Regions from separate parts of the Homo sapiens genome. Here regions 2, 3 and 4 are each linked to region 1. Evidence: read pairs that join two places in POLR2A ChIA-PET (ENCODE). Cell type or tissue: MCF 10A. All regions are shown on one strand.

Region 1 (5,000 bases):
ACAGATCATCTGAGTCCTAGAGCCCAACCAGCCTTGGAGGCCACATGGTACGAAACAGCAGCCAGACACCAAGGTACTTGGTACCAAGACAATACTCCTGATCTCCATCATGAACCAATCTATGCCTTATGGGTGAGCTCCCATGAACCCGAGGAGGAACCACGGATGTGAGCTGGCTCGTGCACCTTGTCCATTCCCTGCCTGAGAGGCCTCTTCTGAGTGCCCAGGTGAGGCTGCACAAGCCTCTGGGGTACTTCCTTCACATTCCTTTCCCTTTTCAATATCTACAGGCATTTATGCTCCAGGCATCTGTAATCCCAATGCTTTGGGTGGCTGAGGCAGGAGGATCACTTGAGGCTAGGAGTTTGAGACCACCCTGGGCAACATAGTGAGAACTTGTCTCTACTAAAAAAAAAAAAAAAAAATGTAGCTGGGAGTGGTGGTGTGCACCTTTAGTCCCAGCTATCTGGGAGGCTGAGACAAGAGAATCGCTTGAGCCTGGGAGGTCAATGCTGCAGTAAGCCGTGATTCCACCACTGCACTCCAACCTAGGTGACAGAGTGAGATCCTATCTATGTCAAAACAAAGCCAAAAAGCCTTTATACATCTCTTGGTTTTCAAATGAACGCTTATATAAAAGCCTGCTGTATAAAGCAGATCTAAGTAGACCTGCCCAGTTTATGCACAGATCAGTGAGGGACAGAGCGGGGAACCGGGTGGCTGGGAGGAAAACATGGGCACGTGCACCTTCAGTCCTAGCTGCTGTCCGGGCTGGTGAAGGATAAGGCGAGGCTGAGACTCTCAGACTCCGAATACAAACAGTATCATCCGGTTTCTGATTTGTTAGGGTGAAAAGGGAGAAATACAATGTGACCAGTCTATTCTGGGCCCACAATGTATTAGCAATTACCTCCCAACCACCACCCTGCAACATAGTATTCAGATTAAATTTCCCTGGGAGAACAGACTGCAAGGCATGGAAAGCACCTTTTACAAAATTAGGGACCTGTGGATTTCCAGAAGCTAAAAATGATAACGGGCTTTTATTAGGAACCCAACAGGGGGCCATAACCACTCCTAAAAAACCTTATTAGATGCAGCCCACACAGGCATTCTGCAAGGAGATCTCCGTCCCCAGGGCATATTCCTTTCCCAGGAGTGGAGTGGACGGTGCTAGGACCCAACAGCACACATGTGCAAAGTGTTTGGCCAGTGTTCTGGAACGCAGCCTGTGGCTCTTCAATAAAACTTTCCTCAGAGCAAACAAGCAGGCTCTAGAGGTAATCACACATAGTCTCTTATTCCCATTAGCAACCCCAAACAAGCAAGTGGCCTTACCCAAATAGTAGAGAAGCCTAGGTTATTTTTAAATCTGCTCAGTTGAGTGTGTTTCAGAATTTGTGATTTCCTAACAACAAAAAGCTTGGTACCACTGTTGAAATGACAGGAGAATTCCGAAGCAGGCGGAGCAAGGAGAGAGAGAGGCAACCTAGGGCAAGGCTCGCATTACAGATGAAGGCAAAGAAGGAAGCCCTATGTAGAGGAGACTCTTTCTGTCTTTGGAAAGTCTGATGAAAATCGGGTCTAGAAAACCAGCTATGACTTTGGAGATGAACAGAGGAATGCATTAGGCGGCTTTTCTCTCAACGTATTTGGCTTCCTGTATATTTAAAAATAAATGTCTTCCAAACTAGCTTCGAGGACTGCATCCACGAAAGCAGCCTGGCTGCAAAGCCCAGGAGGTCGCAGCAAGTCAGGGAGGTGGAGGCCTCTTGGTTTTCCATCATATTTCTCTGGAGGCTTCAGGTGCTCCAGGAGGGCACCGCCTGCTGAGTCGGTTCAAGTCAACACGACACAGCTGGAAACCCCACAGCCTGGGCAGTTGAGCCGCCGCTGTGTGGTGGGAACACTGCACCCCCTCTGAGCTCCCGCCACCCAGCCTTCCCAAGCCACGCTGCCACCCTCCTGCAGACCTGGGTGAAGAGGGGCAAGAGGCTGTCCTACAGAGATGCTGAGGGTGACAGCTGCAGAATCACCAAACCTTGCTTGGCTGAAAACAAACGTGAATTCCACATTTTAATAAAACAGAAATTTTAATCTTCTGGACACCTGATGATACAAGTCAACCTATTTCTTCTGAATCGCATCTGAAACCAGGAGTTATCACATATTTCAAGATAAAACCGGACCGGGCTTTAAATGTATGATATTATTTCATAATAAAATTTACTTTTTAATATACCTAATAACTGAAAACCTAATGCTACAGTCCGCCATGCTTTAAAGAGACTCACGTAATGACCTGAAGGAAAATTTCCCTCTGAGATAGTCATTTCTTGGACAACTCCTTTCATCTGTAAAGGAGGAAATGAGTCAGCTTTACTAAGCGTTATCTCATGATTGGTGTTTTGTTATTCAGTAGGCAGAGAACACATTTTGTTACCTATAAAGCCTGTTATTACCAAGGGTACAGGTCACTACTGAAACCTCCTCTTCAAACAACTACAGGTACTGTTGTCAAAGATCTTAACAGACTCTGATTGGAAAAGCGCCTGGCTGGTCACAGGACTGCATGACTCACCGCTCTGTTCAGCATTAGCTAAACACAAAGCTGAAAGAACAGAATCAGCTTCATGATGTCATTTCTTCTCTATGTGTCTTTAACATCGCTGAGATATGTTAGAGGTTGTTGAGTAATACACGAAGCTTTCAAATAAGAAGAATGTGTCTGAGATACTTAGAGTAAGAACACATTTCAGGGTTATGTTTGAATATAAACATAATACATGCTCCAGGAATTCAGGGTTTGTGTTATTTGTTGATACAAAGTGTTCCGCAAGGTTTTAGAGCATATACACTAATCACCTAGGTTGGTTAAAGTTTAACTCAACTGAAATATTTTGGACTTAAAGAACCACTTAAGATATCAAGTTCTCAGAACTGATTGAAAAGAAAGAGCTCTCATCTACAGTTACCTGAAACATACCAAAAATTTCCCTGCAAAGATCATAAATGTTTCAGAATCAAGGAGAAATATGAATACTGTTTCCATATAGGTGGTGGGATACATTAGTACCTTTCTCTCTTCTTTCTATTCTTTACATATATTTAAGGAGCAGCCATTGCTTTTCTAGTTTAAAAAAAAAGTAGAAAAAAAAGTTTTTCGTTTTTCTCAGTTAGCTCTCTATGGTGAAAAACTCAAAAGCCAAAATGATGGACTCAGTAAGTTGACAGCCACCTTAAATCTGTGTTGACACCTTTCTTTGTAATGTCAGCAAAACTGTGTGACTGAAGATGAGATCACTGTTTACCTAGCTCTGCTATTGGTCTGAAACGAGCAAGTGTGAAAGAAATTCCCATATTTATCTGTTGGTGTAACCCTTGCAGCAATCTCTCCTAAGAAGTTGAATCACTCATTTTGGTAAGACCCAGCCAAAGATGAAGAAAGTATATTTAATCCAGCTGATGAGACGACTTACTTGGGCCAGATTTAGTTGGAAAGTTGCATGCTGGGGCAGGGTAGGGAGTGTTTCATTTGGGAAACGTTTGGTATCATGTGAAAAAGTTATGTTTCTTTCAAATTGAGCAAATCACTATTTAACTTCCTTTTTCCAGCCTTGCCTGTTTGCTTCTGGGAGGCCTTAAGAAAATATAGAAGATGTGTCAGACTCAAAAGAGGAAGTTAAGAGTCTGAAATGAGATGCCACATTCCCCTTCCTTACTCCTAAGTAATATAGCTTGTTTGTTAAGAAACTTGCTTCTATACACATTGTCCAACTTGTTCTGTGAAAGTTGTAGCGTTCAAATAATGGGTAATTTGTCACTAAGTTGTACTTTCATGGAAATATCACTTGAGCAATAACTTTCTAATCTTTTTTTTTTGGAGACAGGATCTCACTCTGTCACCCGGACTGGAGTACAGCGGCACCATCTTGGCTTACTGCAGCCGTGACCTTCTGGGCTCTGGCAATACTCCCACCTCAGCCTCCCTAGGAGCTGGGGCTACAGGCACATGCCACCACGCCCAGCTAATTTTTGTAGAGATGGGGTCTCACCAACTTTCCAGGGCTGATCTGGAACTTCTGAGCTCAAGTGATCCACCCACCCTGGCCTCCCAAAGTGCTGGTATTACAGGCATCAGCCACCACGCCCCGCCAAGCAAGAACTTTTGCCCTCTCAGTCCTCCACGATCAGACGGAGTTCTGAGTCACTTTTATGCCCCCTTCACACAACTTCACGCCGACTGTTTTTCCTCGAGATACAGCCTCTGCTCCGTGCCCTGACTCAATGCCAGCTCCTAACTTGCAGTTGTGTTCCTTGCTGTGACATCCTATATGCTGAATGTCCATGGAGAAGTGTGGCTCACTTTAACCCGACTAATTTCTAAAAAATAAGTCATCACAACCAAAGATGGGCATCATGTTAAAAGACAGCTTTCAACACAATCCATGTAGCCCTGAGGGTAATACAAGGTACACCAGGTACCAGGTATACCAGGTGTTTCCCATGTGTGCTTCCAGACAGATTCCAACAGTCAGTCATGACCAGACAAATATGTTTCCGATAAGGACATAGGCTTGAGATCACTCTGAAAAGCAAGGAAAGTTGTACCACAGCATGTTTATATCAACTGATCTTGGACTTGGGACAGTTTAAAAGAGATGAAAACAACAGAGTAACTTCATTTTTTCTTGCAACTCATTCAAAATGTATGAATTTTGCAACTTTTTTTTTTTTTTTTTTTTGAGACGGAGTCTCACTCTGTCGCCCAGGTTGGAGTGCAGCGGTCTTATCTCGGCTCACTGCAAGCTCCGCCTCCCGGTTGACATCATTCTCCTGCCTCAGCCTCCCAAGTAGCAGGGACTACAGGCACCTGCCACCATGCCTGGCTAATTTTTTTGTATTTTTAGTAGAGTTGGGGTTTCACCATGTTAGCCAGGATGGTCTGCAGAATTATTTTTATGCAGAATTTTATATAGGCTACAAAAGGCCTTCGCAGG
Region 2 (5,000 bases), 75 kb after region 1:
GCAGGGCAGGGAGGTGAGGGCGCTGGTCCAGAACACTGGCAAGGGATGGGAACCTAACTTCTTCTGTGCTTCTGATTTGCCCTTGCAGGTGTTTTTCCAGGTCTGACCACCTGGCCCTGCACATGAAGAGGCACCTCTGAGGGAGCAGAGAGGTGGATCCTGTAGGCTAAAAGGCTTCCAGGCTGAGAGCCGGCCGTGGAAGGAGGGATGCGTGTTCCAGCCAAAGCATGCCGTTCTGCACCCTACCCAGTTGCCTCCAGGGCCTCTCCTTGGAAGGTCTTTTGAGGGCTAAAAAGGTCCTGTAAGAAGCGGCATAGCACCCGTGGTGCATGGTATGTGGGTGACCCTGGACTCGCCACTGGTACCCGCCCTTCCGAGCGGCGCCTAAGCCTTTGCCGTGAGCATGCACACTGAGAATGCTAATGGTTGGGTTGATTGTATGTTGAGGATCTATTACTGACCGTATGATGAGGCCAACTTTTTTTCCTTGTGGTTAGCAAGACTGCAAGAGATGGAAAAAAAGTAGTTTGAATGTTTTGTGTGTAAGGAGTATACCATGAGATGAGATGACCACCAATCATTTCCTTGGGGGGAGGGGGTGTCTGCACCTTAGAAAAAAAAAGAAAAATCAAAAAAACAAAAAAACAAAAACAAAAAAAGAAGGAAAATCTTGGAGGGTGGGCGTGGGAACTCAGGACCCCAGAGTGGCGAGTGGTGTGGGGAGGGAGAGCCTCTCTCCCCCTTTTCTGTGTGAGAGGAACTCTTAGTGTCTGGTGCAGCTATTAAATGTGCAATGTGTCAAGTAGCTTGTTTTACACGCTACAACATAGCTCATTTGTAACCCATTGTATAAGCTGTGTATTTACAAATATAACACAACAATTTAACTTTTCCTTAGAATACAAAAAGTCATGCATGGTCTGGGGAACTATATGCTTTTCCATTTTTAAGTCAGGACTGCAATACTGATTCCAGTTAATGAGCAGCTAAGATCCAATCTGTCTAATACAGTGACCCCCTAGCCATCCGGGCCTGGCAATATACAATTTTTTTTCCCCTCCAAGTTTGTAACACTCCCCTTCCAGAAAGGCATTGTGCAACACAGGATTATTTTTAAATGATTCTGAATTTGAATTAACTTTTTGGAGAATTCTGTGATGCCCTTAGAAGAAATTGGACACGTATTGAGTGTCACAAAGCTGGGGCTGGGAATTGCTGGTCTAATGTTTCATTAGACTTAAGAACCTAAAATTTTTCTCAGTTGGGTGGATAAAACCACTAACGCTTAGAAACTGTTTTCTCATGCAGCTATGTTTCTCTTATTTATGCCTTGAGGACTAATTTCTGGTTTTCTAGCTGTTAATGCACTGTTGACCTTCATAATGGTGCCTTACGCAAGCGATCCCTTCTGTGGGGGTCTCATACAGGGGTGTGGGCGATGCATGCTTTATTAAGGCTCTTGTTTCACCTGGCAGTGTACTGTATCAACGTATAATACAGAAAAAAAATCTCTTTAAGGTCCTCCTTCACAAAGACATAGAGTGAAACTCCCTTTACATGTCAGTATTTGTTCAACACTTTAGGCAACTTGACTGTCAGTGTTAAAATGGAAAACAGGAAAATGGAAAAATCTGACCAATTCTGCCACCTTGAGACTTTCATATAGACCTTGCACAACAATTGTATAGATCACACACCGGCTGTATTTAATATGTAACATTTTCACACATATTAAAGATACAGAAGTATTAAAAAACCCCCAATGTTAATGTATTTGCTTAAAAGGCACAAGTTTCACATATCTGTCTAGCTATCTGTTGGTAATACAGAAAGTATACTACTTTTTTAAAAAAGTGGGCAGAATTCTTGTGTATGTATATTTGTGTGTACAGTATGTGTATGTGTGTATATATATATATTATATATATAGATAATATATAAATATTTTTTTTAAGGAGAAACTAGAATGTTTAGCTAGAAAATTCCACAGCCTGTGAAGAAATATTTCAAAATGGCCATAAAGGAGGTAAAAATGAAAACCATAACCTAACTTTTATAGAGGCTTTATCTTTAATTTAACGATGTGCGGAGGACTTTCTTGCTTGAATCTGTTCCGGGCTGTCTGCTCTGTCCATCAAATGGGCAGGTCTGGAATGGGGCACCTTCGGCCGTTCAGAAGTGGCCTGAACAGAATGCTGGAACCCAGGCTGGACTCGGACACACTAAGGTTTTGATTTTGAATTTCAGCCTTATTAGAAGATCTAACCTAAGAGTAAGCTAACCACAGGGATTCTTTTGTAGAACACTTTTTATGCAGATGAAGCTATTTTTTCCAGCAAGTAGATTCTTCCAGTTTTTCCAAGGAGTAATTTCCCCGAATTGGCATACCACGGCGTGGACAGCTGATATTTCACCCAGCTGCTGGCTTGTGGGTGTGGCTCTTTGCTTTATATATATATACACACATGTGAGTCTGGCTGGGCTGGTATTTTGTTTGATCTTCCTGGAAATGAGCAGTGACTAACGCTCACATAACTGGTTTTTTTTTTATCTGGGCTGATGAATACATTTACCTAAGAAACTCATTTCGTTTTACTTAAGAGGGGAAGTGCAGTTTTCTTTTGGCAGTTCAGAATCCAAGCACTTGATTTGCTGGGTTTGGAAAACTCCTTTTTTGGCCTTCTATGTGCTTAGCCATAACAATTCCATTAAGCAAGAAGGTAAGCAAAAGACAAAAAAAAAAAAAGGAAAAAAAAAAACTTGCACTGGCTTGTCTCACTTACGAAACATGTCGGAGCTGTTTGCCTGGGTGGGGCTGGGTACCGTACCTGTCAATGCCTGTGATTTTCATAATTAGCACGTACATAAAGAAGTACATTCTGTTCAGGTGATAACTGAGCCTCAATCAAGCAGAAACTTTTTGCTTGAAATTAAAAAAAAATTTCTATTAGTGAAATTTCTTTTTTTTTTTTTTTTGGAAGCACCCTGTTATCTAAAGAATCTTTGTAAGATTTTTGTAAAATTTTGTTTTACAAGATTTTATTTGAAATTGTTTTTTGCAAGATTGTTATATTTCTGTATGAATGTATTTTTTATTGGAATAACATAAAAGAATTCTTATCAGCATCTTGAGTCTGGTTGTTTTTTTTGGGGGAAGGGGGTTGTTGGAACAGATTCCTCCTGCATTCATCACCCTGGCTTCCTCCTGGGGGCAAATCTTCATTGAGCAACCCTGAGAACAACTCACCGACCTCAGCCCCTTCCTCTTTCCACAGCCTGTCCTGGGAGCTGGAGAGGATGTCAGCGAGCCTGACATTGCCCTCCCTGAATGCATCAAATACTCTTCTCCAAGGACTGACAAAAACAACCCCCCGGCTGTGGGCACAGTAGGGAACCATGCCGGTTTGATCTTCCATTGCTCAAGCCAGGGAATGCATTGCAGAGGCACCTGCACAACGACAAACTTGAGTGTTTCCCTGCCACTTCTGTGCCTCCACAGCCTGCTCCAGTTCCGCAGCTAGAGCTGGGCCTACCTTCCCCAGCCAGCCCTGCCACACACCTGGCTGAGGCATGTCTGGGAGGGGTGGAGGAGGCAGAGGGACTCCAGGCCAGAGGGCTGTTCTCACAACCTCAGCCCACTCTCAGTCAAGGAGGGCAGAAAATAAAAGATGACATCACTGCCAGAGGAGTTACATCTCTTTTTTTTCTTTTAAGGCCAATAAGATACATTAAATGTAGAGTTTGTTTGAAAATAGGCAGCCTTTTGTTTTTTAGAGCAATGTTTAGCAAGTAATCTCAGCTTTGCTTTACTGTGTGGACCAGGACAATTTGATCCTTGTAGGAGTCCATTTTCAGATTACACTAAGCCAATCAGTAGCAATGGGGTAAATCAATGTGTTTCCGTGGGAACCAGCTTCTTAGTGTGACAACAAGGATATTCTACTTGAGGTGGCTTAAGCGCTCACTCCTCTCCATAGCTCTTCATTTTGCTAAACGTGGGGAATTTACAGTGGTTGCTTTTAATTTTATAATTGGAGAGGGGATGGATGTTAAGATGTGTGCCCAGACTAGGAATGTTCATTAATTTTCTTTCTATAACTGTGGTAAAAATGTCAGCAGTTTGGAGGGAGCTGTGGTAGGGCAGGACGTGGGGAGCAGACGACATTATTGCCGGGATTCGTGGGCGTGTTCTATCCCCAAGCACATGTCAACATGACTCATGGTTGGATTGCCCCGAATGTACAGTCTAAATTTAAAGTCTTGATAGTCATTCGCGGCTACTATTAAGACTTGACCACTTTGTCATGGAAAGACTATGCAGGACAGCTAAGTTATGTTCAAATAAGGCTGTTAGCGCTGCCGTGCAAGGAATCGGCTGCAACCTTAGGGTATTTATAGAAGTATAAAAAATTTCAGTCTGCTTAACAAATTTTTTGAAACCTAGCTAAAAGAAGAAAGGAAATGTTCTAGCTTGAACGAGCTGTGTGCTTTGGACAATTTGCTGAGCTACACCGACCCTCAGTTTGCTTATTGCTAAAATAGGGCTAGGTCACGTGGATCCAGCATTCTCGATAGCACTACAATTCTGTGGTGTGTAAGTATAGGGTGCACTTCAAATTACACGTTCGCCATCTTCAGAGTGCTGGCCTCAGCTCGAGAAAGCTTTCTCTTGTGCTACATGAAAGAATTGTTGAGGAAAACTGTGCTCAAATGGAAACTAGGACTTTCTCAGATTGCCCTTTGCCCGTCTAATTACAGTTAAGTTATTTAGACATTTGTTGCGTTATAGCATACCATTTTTTAAATTAAAATCACCATTTTTGAAAAGTGCTGTTGTAGCTGTAAATGGACCCAAAGTCTCCCAAGTGTCCCCACTTTACCGGCCCCGTTCCCTATCCAAGTTGACCTGAGTGCTCAAAGGACAACACAGGCAATCGGAGGAAAGTGTCTTCCTTTTCTGCTGTAATTGCTACGGAGAAAGAACACAGCTTTCACACCTA
Region 3 (5,000 bases), 90 kb after region 1:
TGCAGGGAATAACTTGTGGTTTCCTCTGCTGCACATGCAAGTCATGAAGACGATTTTCATCTTTGCTTCATCATCAGTCATAGCTCTTACGATCTGCCCACTTCTGAGAGTCCTTTTCTTAGAGAGGGACATGTACTGCTGGCAGAGGAGGAGCTCTCAGCGAAGAAAATGGCATTACTGAGCATTTGTTGAATTTTGCAGTGACCTCCTTGTTTTGAAACGATCAAATCAATCCTTATTTGTGTAACTCAGGAGTGCAGAGTGCATTGCCCACACTCTGTCACTGTGAGGGTCAGTGCTTGCTGTGGTTGAGGGATGAAGAAAACTTTGGATATCAAGTGGCCTCAGGGCAACAGAACAGGTTTTCAAGGGACTATCACCTTTCCCTAGCAAACAACAACAGTGGCAGCTACAAGGCAAATACGGAAATGATCTTTGGTGTGCACAGATCACAAAGTTTGCACCTGCACAATCGGCTGGTTATGAACTCGGAGAAATTTCTCTCTTGCATCCTGACTGTTCTTTCTTAGCCCATTGCCTGTGTGGTGGCCCATGCCAGCAGCCTCTTCTGTCCTGTTTCTACAAGTGCAGGGACGTTACTGACAAGCCCAGTCTCACACCCTGTATGGGCAAATGCCTAGAACAGGGCTTAAATGAGAAGACAGATGTGCTTCAGAGTCCAACAGATCTCTCAAATGCCAGCTCCAGAAGTTTCTAACCATGAGAACTGATTAACACATGGGAGCTTTAACCTCCCTCTTTCTAAAGTGGGCATGGGGATGTCTACTGCTCAGGTTTACTGAGAGGATGGGTGCAATTCTGTACTTGCCGTTCAAATCCAGGACAGCCCTGAGGCTGCTGCCCCAGATCCCAGGAGCTCAGGGTGCCTCTGTCTGCAGAGGCTGGAGAAAAATTTATCTCTTGGCAGAACTCAGCACTCAGCAAACAGAGTATTCTGCTTCAAATTCCAGTTCAATCCTGAGTTCTAGTATCTTAAAGATAGAGACCTGAGACCGTTCAGATATTGTGTCTAACTCCTGTAGAACTTAGAATCATGAAAAGATCCTACGCAACAGGTTCTGTTCAGTCCCTTGGCCAATTTCAGCATGGTGACTTTTTCTCTGCCTACGTGTCTAAAACACGATTTTTATTTAATCTTACATAATAAGATCACAGTGTCAGCATCAGAGCTGAGAGGAGAACTCAGGATTCTGGCTCCTATTCCTGCTTGCTTCCTACTGAATCATGTTCATCACAGCTTCTGTGACCTCAGAAACCTCAGGCAACTCACGTATGGGGAATGAAGAATGGATTGCAACAGCGTCAGCTCTCGCCTTATCTACCTGAATTTTTGACTTCCCTTGTTACTTCATGTTTATGCCTTTATTTCCCCTCCCATCATCCCTCCCCAAATCAAAGAGCCTTTACCTTGTATTTTATATATGTCCCAAACATAAGCTACCCTGGCTTCTAGAAAAATAGTGGCTGTGTACAAACCATCCTTCTGTGTGGCTGTCAAACCAGCTAGGGAACCCTCTGTTTGGCTACTAGATTTTTGCCTTGATCATAGAACATTTGAGATCTTTGATAAATGAATGGGTGTTATTTGAATTTTCTATATTTAAATTTATTTTTACACCCAGAAGCTGATCTCAAGCAAGACGTTCACATGCTAACTATTGGGTTGGGTGGCAGGCACCATTAAGAGAAGCAGCAATTCTCCTTCAGGTACTGTGGCATGAACAGAAAAAATAGTCATTGGCTAAGTTGTTGTTCTACATTAGGGTTACATGCTCATGACTGCAGAACACAAATGACCAGGATTTTAGTCTCACTGAGAGCAGGCTTTCATCCTGGAGCAGCTTTTGGGGCCCAGGATCTGACCTCTGCAGGGGGACTGAGCAAGGCTGCAGTGACTCACCTCCCTGCACTCGCACCCACAGATGGTCCTGAGTCAGAAGCCTGGCACCTGGGTCGGGCAGCCGGGTAAGAGTGTGCACTTTCATCGTCTATTCATACCCGTCCTGGGAAAATCTTTCCAGCCTGGGAAATGGCAACCTGACACGTTTCACCGGGACTCAACTTCCTGAGCGTATGCACAGAAAACCCCACACCCTTCACCTTTATTGAACAAGGAGGGAGCCCGATAAGAATCGCTGAAGAAACGCGGGGAGTGTCCCGCACAACCGGATGGGTGTGGCAGGCAGCGTGGGCGAGTAGAGTGACCTGGGGCGGAAGAGGTGTCTGAATTTGCGTGGCTCCAGCGGCTCAACCCCTCCGAGTCTTCAGTGCAGTATCTGTGCAAAAGAGAAAAGCTTTGTAGATACTCTCTGAAATCGGCACTGAGCAGATACCCATTTCTTTTCCTTTCGCATTTGCAGAATGTAATATTTCTAGGGGAGCAGAAAGAATTGGTTAGGAAAAGGCTGTTAAGGAAGGAGGTAAGTAGACAGAGACGGGGTTTGCTGGAAATAATGAGGAAAAAGCTCGAGGCCACTTATGCACCTGCTGTCACGATTCAGCTGGGACCTTCTGAATCATACGAACCCAGAAAGGACAGCTGTGCTGTGTGCGTTGTGCGAATGACCATTTGCTAGAATAACGTATCTCCAGAATAATTTGTTTAGGGGCAATTTTATGTGTGTACATGGTATTCACAAATGTTTTATCCCCACAGTTAATTCAATGCAGGGACAGTTAACCCTTTTTTTCCCAGGGAATTTGGGACTGACCTAAGGACTCTCTGGCCTCCACTCCTATTGCCACACAAGTTTCTGCTGAGGCAGGAACCACCATGCCTTCCAGGGACCTCCAGTCAAAATCAATGAAGTCTGCAAACAATTTCAACTGTAGTATTGTAGCCCCAATAAATAAAGAGCACTTATTAAAACATATTGACTCGAAAAATATTTGACATGGTGTGTTTGTAACAGGAGAATGGGAGCTCAGGCCTTTCTTCTCATTGAAGATACCTCCACTCACCTTGTTCTCTATGGGGAGAAAAACAAATGAACAACAAACAGATTTTGAAGCCACTGTCCTTTCTAACAGGCAGGTCAGTGGGAGGATCCTATGCAAACTGCAGGTACAAACCCCACCCCTACTTCCCAGGACGAACCTCAGCGCCCAGTGTCATTCTTCAGGAATTCCAGCTCAATTATTAGCATGAAAGAGAGCACTGAAGGCTGGAAATGGTCAGCTCCTTCTTTTCCAAAGTGCAGAAAACCATACACCTTTGACCTCCTAATGCTTTACAGAATGGGCGTGAATCAAAAGCTTGACATCCAAGGAATTTCAACGTTGTTTGTGTGTGTGGCCCACATTTTCTAACCATGCTGGTTCAGCAAGTCAGGGGTAAGAACCGAAGGATGAAAAGCTTAGCCAGCTGGGCATGGATCTCTCACAGATTACCTCGGCTTCCAATCTTTTGTTCAACCCATTTAGCCTTGAATTTTTAATACATTTGTCAAATTTATTTATTTATTTATTTTTGCCTACCATTTCTTTCAACAGAGTCAATGATGACTTTATCTTGGTGTACTTTTTTTAAAAGCCCCAAAGTGTTTGGCCTAGAAATGACACAAAATGTTAAGGTTTAAGGTGCTTTTTGCTTTCTAAAATATGCCAGAATACCAAGCTAAGTAACTTCAAACTAAGGTGATGTCAGGTGAAGAGCCCCGGAAGTGGGACATTTTATCTTCCTGGTTAGTCCATTACATGCAAAGCAGGGGAATGAGGTGTTTTTACTATTTTATTGCTTTCAGAGTCAATTCTACATCAAGAGACAGAAACCAAGATGACTCAAGAGCTCTTGGAAAAAAAAAAAAAAAAACATTCTCTTAGAGAACTGCATGGTTTTCTTACGGCCTGTGTGGAGGGAAAGCTGTGATGAAGGACCTGTAATTTTTATTTGCAGACTTTCAGTTCTGCTCTCATTTTGTTGAAACCATTGGTTCCGTCTTTCATTTCCTATACCAAGCGCATCATTGAGACCAGCTTCTGGGTATTTATTTGCAGTCCTGATTGGCTGGGGTTCTGATGCACGAGGCCCTGCCATCTTCTCTGTGAGAAGTGTTGGTTCGTTTCTGGATGGAGGACTCAAGCTCATTTTAGGGGCTCTCCTAGAGGTAGGGGTGAGTGCTCCAAGGGTGGAACATGCGTGAAGAATCGGTTTGCTCTCCCTCAGCTCTGTGCATAACCAAAGGTTTGATACCAAATGCAGAAGTTGCCAATGGAAGAAAATGCCACTTCAACTGCATGTGGAACTGTGGTTTTGAACCCAAGTGAAAATCAGAAGATTCTGGGGAACTTGAAAGTTACCCGATGTGTTTGGCTCAGGGATTAAAAATTTGACTTATCTTCATTCTAAATGCAATACAGAGTCTGACTCCTGCACAGGCTAAAGAAAGCAAGAAAGAGAGAGAAAGAGAGAAGAAGGAAGGAAGGAAGTAGAGAGGGAAGGAAGGAGGGAGGGAAGGAAGGAAGGAAGGAAGGAAATGTATGTTTTTCTGCACCTTGAAGAATAAAACGCTGGCCACAATTAGCCTTCACTATTCTCCTTAATGCTAATAATTAAGCACAGATTCCTTAGTTAAGTATGAAACGGTTTTTGGAAAAAAAAGTGCTGGGAACTCAGAGGTGGGAATGATGATCTCAAAAGTTCTCTGGACTCTGTGCATCGCGTTCTCACAGCCTTTCATTAACCGTCTCCCTCTCACCCTCAACAGGTCTGAAAGGTAGAGAACGTGTGCTGTTACTCAGGTGTATCTGAGAATTATCTAGGCATATTTGTAAAAGAAAACAAAAAGCCCCTTTTATGCTTACAGTGATCCATTATCTCCAGTGTCTAATTTGGGAGCGGGACCAGGAGTAAAGTTCATGAAATGTTAGGTGGGTTAGAGACCACTGAGCCATCCTCTGCCTGACATGGGCATCTTGAAACTGCCTTGTGGCCATGTGCTGCATCCATGGTCTTGTCCCTGGAAAAGAAACAAAAAGGG
Region 4 (5,000 bases), 98 kb after region 1:
GTGGTTCCATGAGGACCAGTTTGCCCAGGTGCAGATCTGTGGTTTACACACATAAGTGACATCTGTAGGACCATGATGTCGCTCAGAAGCACTGTAGTGATGGCTGAAATTAAGCAGCCACAGGGAGACCTTTAGCTACTTAAAGAAGTCCAAATAACAGAAGAGAGACTGGTGTTGACCTTAGGTGACAAGGCCAAGAGAACTGAGCCAGTATCTCTGCAGCACAAGCCAGCAAGGCCACAGAGAAGAGGAGTCTCTGTTGACACCACTGCTGCTATTGTTCTTTTCCCTGAAAAACACAGTGTTCTCTGTTCTTCATCTCCCTTTACTTATTTATTGGATTTTCTACATTATTCCATTTGCTTAAAGTTCCAAAGAGTACACATAAGAACACCATTGATTGAAATAATTAAAACAGATAGCTTCAATAACAGCAAAACTGAACAGCAATGCAGCAGCTGATTTCTCTTTTGCCATTCTCTTGGGGTGTGGGTTTTGAAAAGCCAACTTGACTCCAGAATTTTTCAATATGCTTCGCTGTTGGAAATGGCTATGCCTTAAGGAAGTCAAGACCAGCCTTGTTCTCCTTAGACCAAGAGACCTGAGGAAGCACCTCACTGGCCCTCACCTGTGAAGGGGAATTGGCTTCTCCTCGGACAGTTATGAGAGTTTGCACCCTAGAAGTGAGGTGCATAGCAGCATGCTGGATGTGCTGTTTGCTTTTTTGTAAATAGGTGTTCTTTTGTTCATGCAAGATGTTAGAGAATTCTGTTTTCATTTTTTAGGGGAACCTCTCAAAGGAACAAAAAGCATTTATTCACTCAACCTGGGACTTCAACTTTATGGAAGAAGTAAGAGAAGAAGAGGAAGAAGAGGAAGAAGAAGCGGTGGCGGCGGAGGAGGAAGAGGAGGAGGAGGAAGAGAAGAGGAAGAAGAAGAAGGAGGAGGAGTAGCAGGAGGAGAAGAAGAGGAGGAGGAGGAGGAATGCATTTGTATTCCGTCTGGAAAAGAGCTTTCCCTAGGCAAAGCTAAGACACACAGCTGCAGCCTTGACCGATGACAGCTGTCCATTTCAGGTCCCACTCATAGAAATAATGACCCGGGCACAGGCAGCAATTGTAGCAGACGCTATTCCTTTTTTCTGTGTGTGCATCATTTTCGTTTGGTTTGTTTCTTACTCTTTGGTAGGAATTTCTGCTTGATGCTCCCACAGGACCTCGGTTCAGCTGGATCAGTGGAAAACCTGTACAACTTGTCCCTTTATAAAAACTCCCAGTTACAGTTTTTCTTTGATATTTACTTTGGAATACCTAGAGACTCTTCCCACCCACATCCCCCTTTCCAAAGACAACATGGTCGTGTTGGAAACAAAATTCGGGAGACCAGAGGACTTTGACTGTGGGAAGAAATGTGGTAGTTTAGGAACCTGCGACTCCTTCTTCCCAGCCCTCCAGACCCTCCAAAGAGCTGTTGACAAGAGCCTTAGATGAAGGCCCTGAGCTGTAGCCTAGCGCAATTCTCCTTTGCCTATCTGAAGAGCAGGACAGGCAGGATTAGCGAGGCAAACAAAACCTGAAGGACTTCTTAATAGCCAGACATCTGAGGCCCTTCAGAACCACTTTGAAGATCGGGGGTGATACTGGCTGAGGCTCCAGGTTTATCATTTGATTTGTGACTTTCAGCTCAGGCAGGAGACAGAGAGGAGAGTTCACCAGAGACAAGTCACTTCTGTTGAATGAGTCACCATCGCCACACAGCTGCTTGTTCCAGAGCAGCTATGGTGGGGACATTGTCTAGGATCCCAGGAAAAGTGAAAACATTGACCGGAATGTTTCCAGCACAATGAATGTGATAACAGAGAATGAATAAGTGGAACAGCTCCAACACAGCCAAGAAGATGTTGCTTTATGAGAGCTGACTTTCCCCAGAGCAGTGCGCTCCCATCACAAGGAGGATTAATTCATACATTTCAAGGCCTAAATGACAGACGATAAATGTGTGTAATTATGTAAGTGAGCCCACTGTGTTAGTATGCAAAGGTGCCCACTTTTCCTGCATCAGATATTGACCCTCTTCCATGTCAAAATTCAGAGAGTGACAGCTGCCAATCTCACCCCAGCATCCTCACCTGCTAACCAGGTATCTGTACTCACTCAGCGTGCCTGCTTGGCGAATCTCAGCTGAGTCAGTTACAACAGGTCCCCTTTCAGACAGGTGATGATTAGAAGGTTTGTGACTCAAAGAGCATGACGTGTTCCCTTTCCTCTGCAGCAGGAAGATACTCCCTGATATCGTAGCAGTGACTCAGCCTGCCAAGACAATCCATTTCATTCTTGTACCATTCTTGCATAAATCACAGTGCAGAAAGCTTGGCAAGATAATTTTTAAATTTTAAACTCGACCAGGAGAACTGTTGAGAAATAAGACTTCATATTGAAGTACGTTTCCTCTCCTCGGAAGCTTTCAAGAGGCGATGCTGGGTGAAGGGTTACTCCAAGGTAAATAAATGGTACTGTACTTGGTAGTAAACAGGAGCTGAGTGCTGATTCAGCCAGTCACAGGCCGTTCCTTCCTGAAGAACTCAAAAGCTGTTAGCATGTAAAGTGGGCTCTTCCACAAGGTGACAGATCAATCAAACTCTGTCATCTCCCAAACCTCTTTGAGGCAGGGTTCCATCAACAGATACCATCTTTGTTCACTTTACAGTTTGGGGGGTGAGGAGAAGGGCAGAAAAAGAACTCTCATTGGAAATATTATTTAATGTTTTAAATTAACTCAAAAGATCTTATGTTAATATATTATTTTTGTGAGTTGTTCTGAATTTAGATTCGTTTCCGTGTAATAATTCAGATACAAAGCTAAACATTGCAGAAATGATGGCAAATACTCATTTAAGGTTTATTATGCACAAAACACCAAGATATGTGTTTTGTATTATTTAGTCCTCTTGGAAACTGAAGCAGATACTGTTATTATCACACTAAGACAGGTGAGCAAACTGAGGCCAGGAGAGGCATCCGAGGTTACGCAGAACCCAGCCCACGACACACAGCTGCACTCTTTCCCTGCAAGTGACAAAGTTTAGCTTTATAAGCCAGGATTGCCTTTCTTTTCACTCTGACTAGAGAAAAATAGTTCAAACACAGCCAGAAAAATGTTGCTTTACGAGACCTGACTGACCCCAGAGCAGTGGGCTCCCATTATGGGGAGGACATATATAAGAGCCTAAAATTATAGCTCTAAAATTTATATCATTTTATTATATATTTATCTGAACTTTTTTTATTATTATTTATTTATTTTTGAGATGGAGTCTCACTCTGTCACCCAGGCTCAAGTGCAGTGGTGCTATCTCAGCTCATTGCAACCTCCACCTCCTGGTTCAAGCGATTATCTTGCCTCAGCCTCCCAAGTAGCTGGGATTACAGGCAACCACCACCACGCCTGGTTAATTTTTGTATTTTTAGTAGAGACAGGGTTTCACTATGCTGGCCAGGCTGGTGTTGATCTGTCCTCAGGTGATCTGCCTGCCTTGGTGAACATTTTCTATATATGTAAAATATTGTTATATAATTTACATTTCAGTTCAATATATCAGAGCCATGTCCTTGCTTTGTGTCTTTGCCATTCGAGCTGCTGTAACAATACACATGGCTTAAACAAGTATTCATTTCTCACAGTTCTGGAGGCTGAAAGTCCAAGATCACGATGCTGGCAGAATCGGTGTCTGGTGGGAGCCTGTTTCCTGGCTCGTTGATGGTGCCTTCTCCTTGGGTCCTCACCCGGTGAAAGAGGTGAGGGAGCTCTCTCTGGCCATTTTTTCTAAGGGCCCTAATCCCATCCTTAAGGACTCCATCCTTATGACCTCATCACTTCCCAAAGATGGCATCTCCTAATACTTAAGAGGTCAGGATTTCGACATGAATTTTGAAGGAACACAAATATTCAGTCCATAGCACCTTCCAAAGAGTTAGAGTGTGTGTTCCCAGCCTCAGCCACGTTGACATTCTGACGGAAACAGTTCTTTGTGGTAGGAGACCGTCCTGTACACAGTGTGTTCAACAGCACCCCTGGCCCTCACCCACTAGATGGTAGGTGCATATCTGTCACTTGTGACAAGCAAACTTACCTCCAGGCATTGCCACATGTCCCCTGCTCGGGTGGGATGTGGGAAGCCAAGTCAACCCCAGGAGAGAGCCACTGATGGAGACATTCCAGGGCAATCTTATTCCTGAAGTCCTGTGTCTTAGTTAGAAACGTAAAATACGTGAGTGGCAAACAACCCAAGACTTCCTTGCTGAACAGCAGGAAATCAGCCTCCTGTAGCCCCACTCCTCACCTCCACTTGGCATGACCAACCTCCTCAGTCCTCAGTGGGTTTTCTTCCCTCTTCCCTGGAACTGTGTAAGGATTCCTGATGTCTCCACCAGGCCCTAGCCTGACACCTGCTCCTCACGGCTCAGGACGCTGCCCCTCAAAGGCCTGGCCCAAAATAGGAGCTGATAATCTGGCATGACTTCTTATACTAAGCCTTCCAATTTCTCTCTGGATTAGATTCTTTTCTCCCTCTCCCTGGGATAGGAAACATTCAGAGTTTGACTCTTGATTTGCCCACCACCCCAGGGCTGTGCCCCACATGGCTTCTTTGGGATATTTAGAAGAAAAATCCTCATAAGAAATTGACTGTGAGGGCCGGGCGCAGTGGCTCACACCTATAAATCTCAGAACTTTGGGAGGCCGAGGAAGGCAGATCACTGAAGCTCAGGAGTTCGAGACCAGCCTGTCTGTACTAAAAATACAAATATTGGCTAGGCATGGTGGCACACACCTGTAATCTCAGCTACTTGGGAGGCTGAGGCAGGAGAATCGCTTGAACCTGGGAGGCAGAGGTTGTGGTAAGCCGAGATTGGGCCACTTCACTCCAGCCTGGGTAACAGAGCGAGATTCTGTCTTAAAAAAAAAAAAAGACTGTGATAGGAAATGGTTCTCTCTAGTCCTCA

What was found. Peaks named below come from ENCODE experiments on the same cell type or tissue, not always from the same donor. Only the 100,000 strongest peaks of a DNase experiment are listed, where the experiment ranks them.
Region 2: POLR2A ChIA-PET joins it to region 1 with 66 read pairs; 31 of 35 experiments call an interaction of 5 or more read pairs at or near these places.
Region 3: POLR2A ChIA-PET joins it to region 1 with 11 read pairs; 20 of 35 experiments call an interaction of 5 or more read pairs at or near these places.
Region 4: POLR2A ChIA-PET joins it to region 1 with 10 read pairs; 6 of 35 experiments call an interaction of 5 or more read pairs at or near these places.

Annotation. Positions count from the first base shown.
Region 1 is chr10:3,850,071-3,855,070 of GRCh38, reverse strand. No RefSeq gene overlaps it. Among named protein-coding and RNA genes, the nearest start is that of LINC02639, 19 kb to the right of the region's middle. RefSeq lists enhancers at 1,640-2,839, 3,548-3,904. In MCF 10A, no CTCF peak of the experiment used is centred here; DNase peaks (open chromatin) are centred at 2,590 and 3,370.
Region 2 is chr10:3,774,679-3,779,678 of GRCh38, reverse strand. It overlaps KLF6 (KLF transcription factor 6), which reads left to right. Exons shown (of 4, transcript NM_001300.6): 4 at 89-3,683. The coding sequence ends at 140. Among named protein-coding and RNA genes, the nearest start is that of KLF6, 8.0 kb to the left of the region's middle. In MCF 10A, no CTCF peak of the experiment used is centred here; DNase peaks (open chromatin) are centred at 2,588, 3,218 and 4,218.
Region 3 is chr10:3,760,315-3,765,314 of GRCh38, reverse strand. It overlaps LOC105376363 (a long non-coding RNA gene), which reads right to left. Exons shown (of 4, transcript XR_001747332.1): 1 at 4,825-5,000; 2 at 1,922-2,297. Among named protein-coding and RNA genes, the nearest start is that of KLF6, 22 kb to the left of the region's middle. RefSeq lists enhancers at 1,520-2,719, 4,135-4,234. In MCF 10A, no CTCF peak of the experiment used is centred here; DNase peaks (open chromatin) are centred at 1,254, 2,014 and 3,114.
Region 4 is chr10:3,752,451-3,757,450 of GRCh38, reverse strand. It overlaps LOC124902540 (a long non-coding RNA gene), which reads left to right and starts at 2,154. Exons shown (of 3, transcript XR_007062364.1): 1 at 2,154-2,498; 2 at 3,681-3,794. LOC105376361 (a long non-coding RNA gene) reads left to right here. Exons shown (of 3, transcript XR_930578.4): 3 at 786-870. RefSeq lists an enhancer at 1,525-2,724. In MCF 10A, no CTCF peak of the experiment used is centred here; a DNase peak (open chromatin) is centred at 2,270.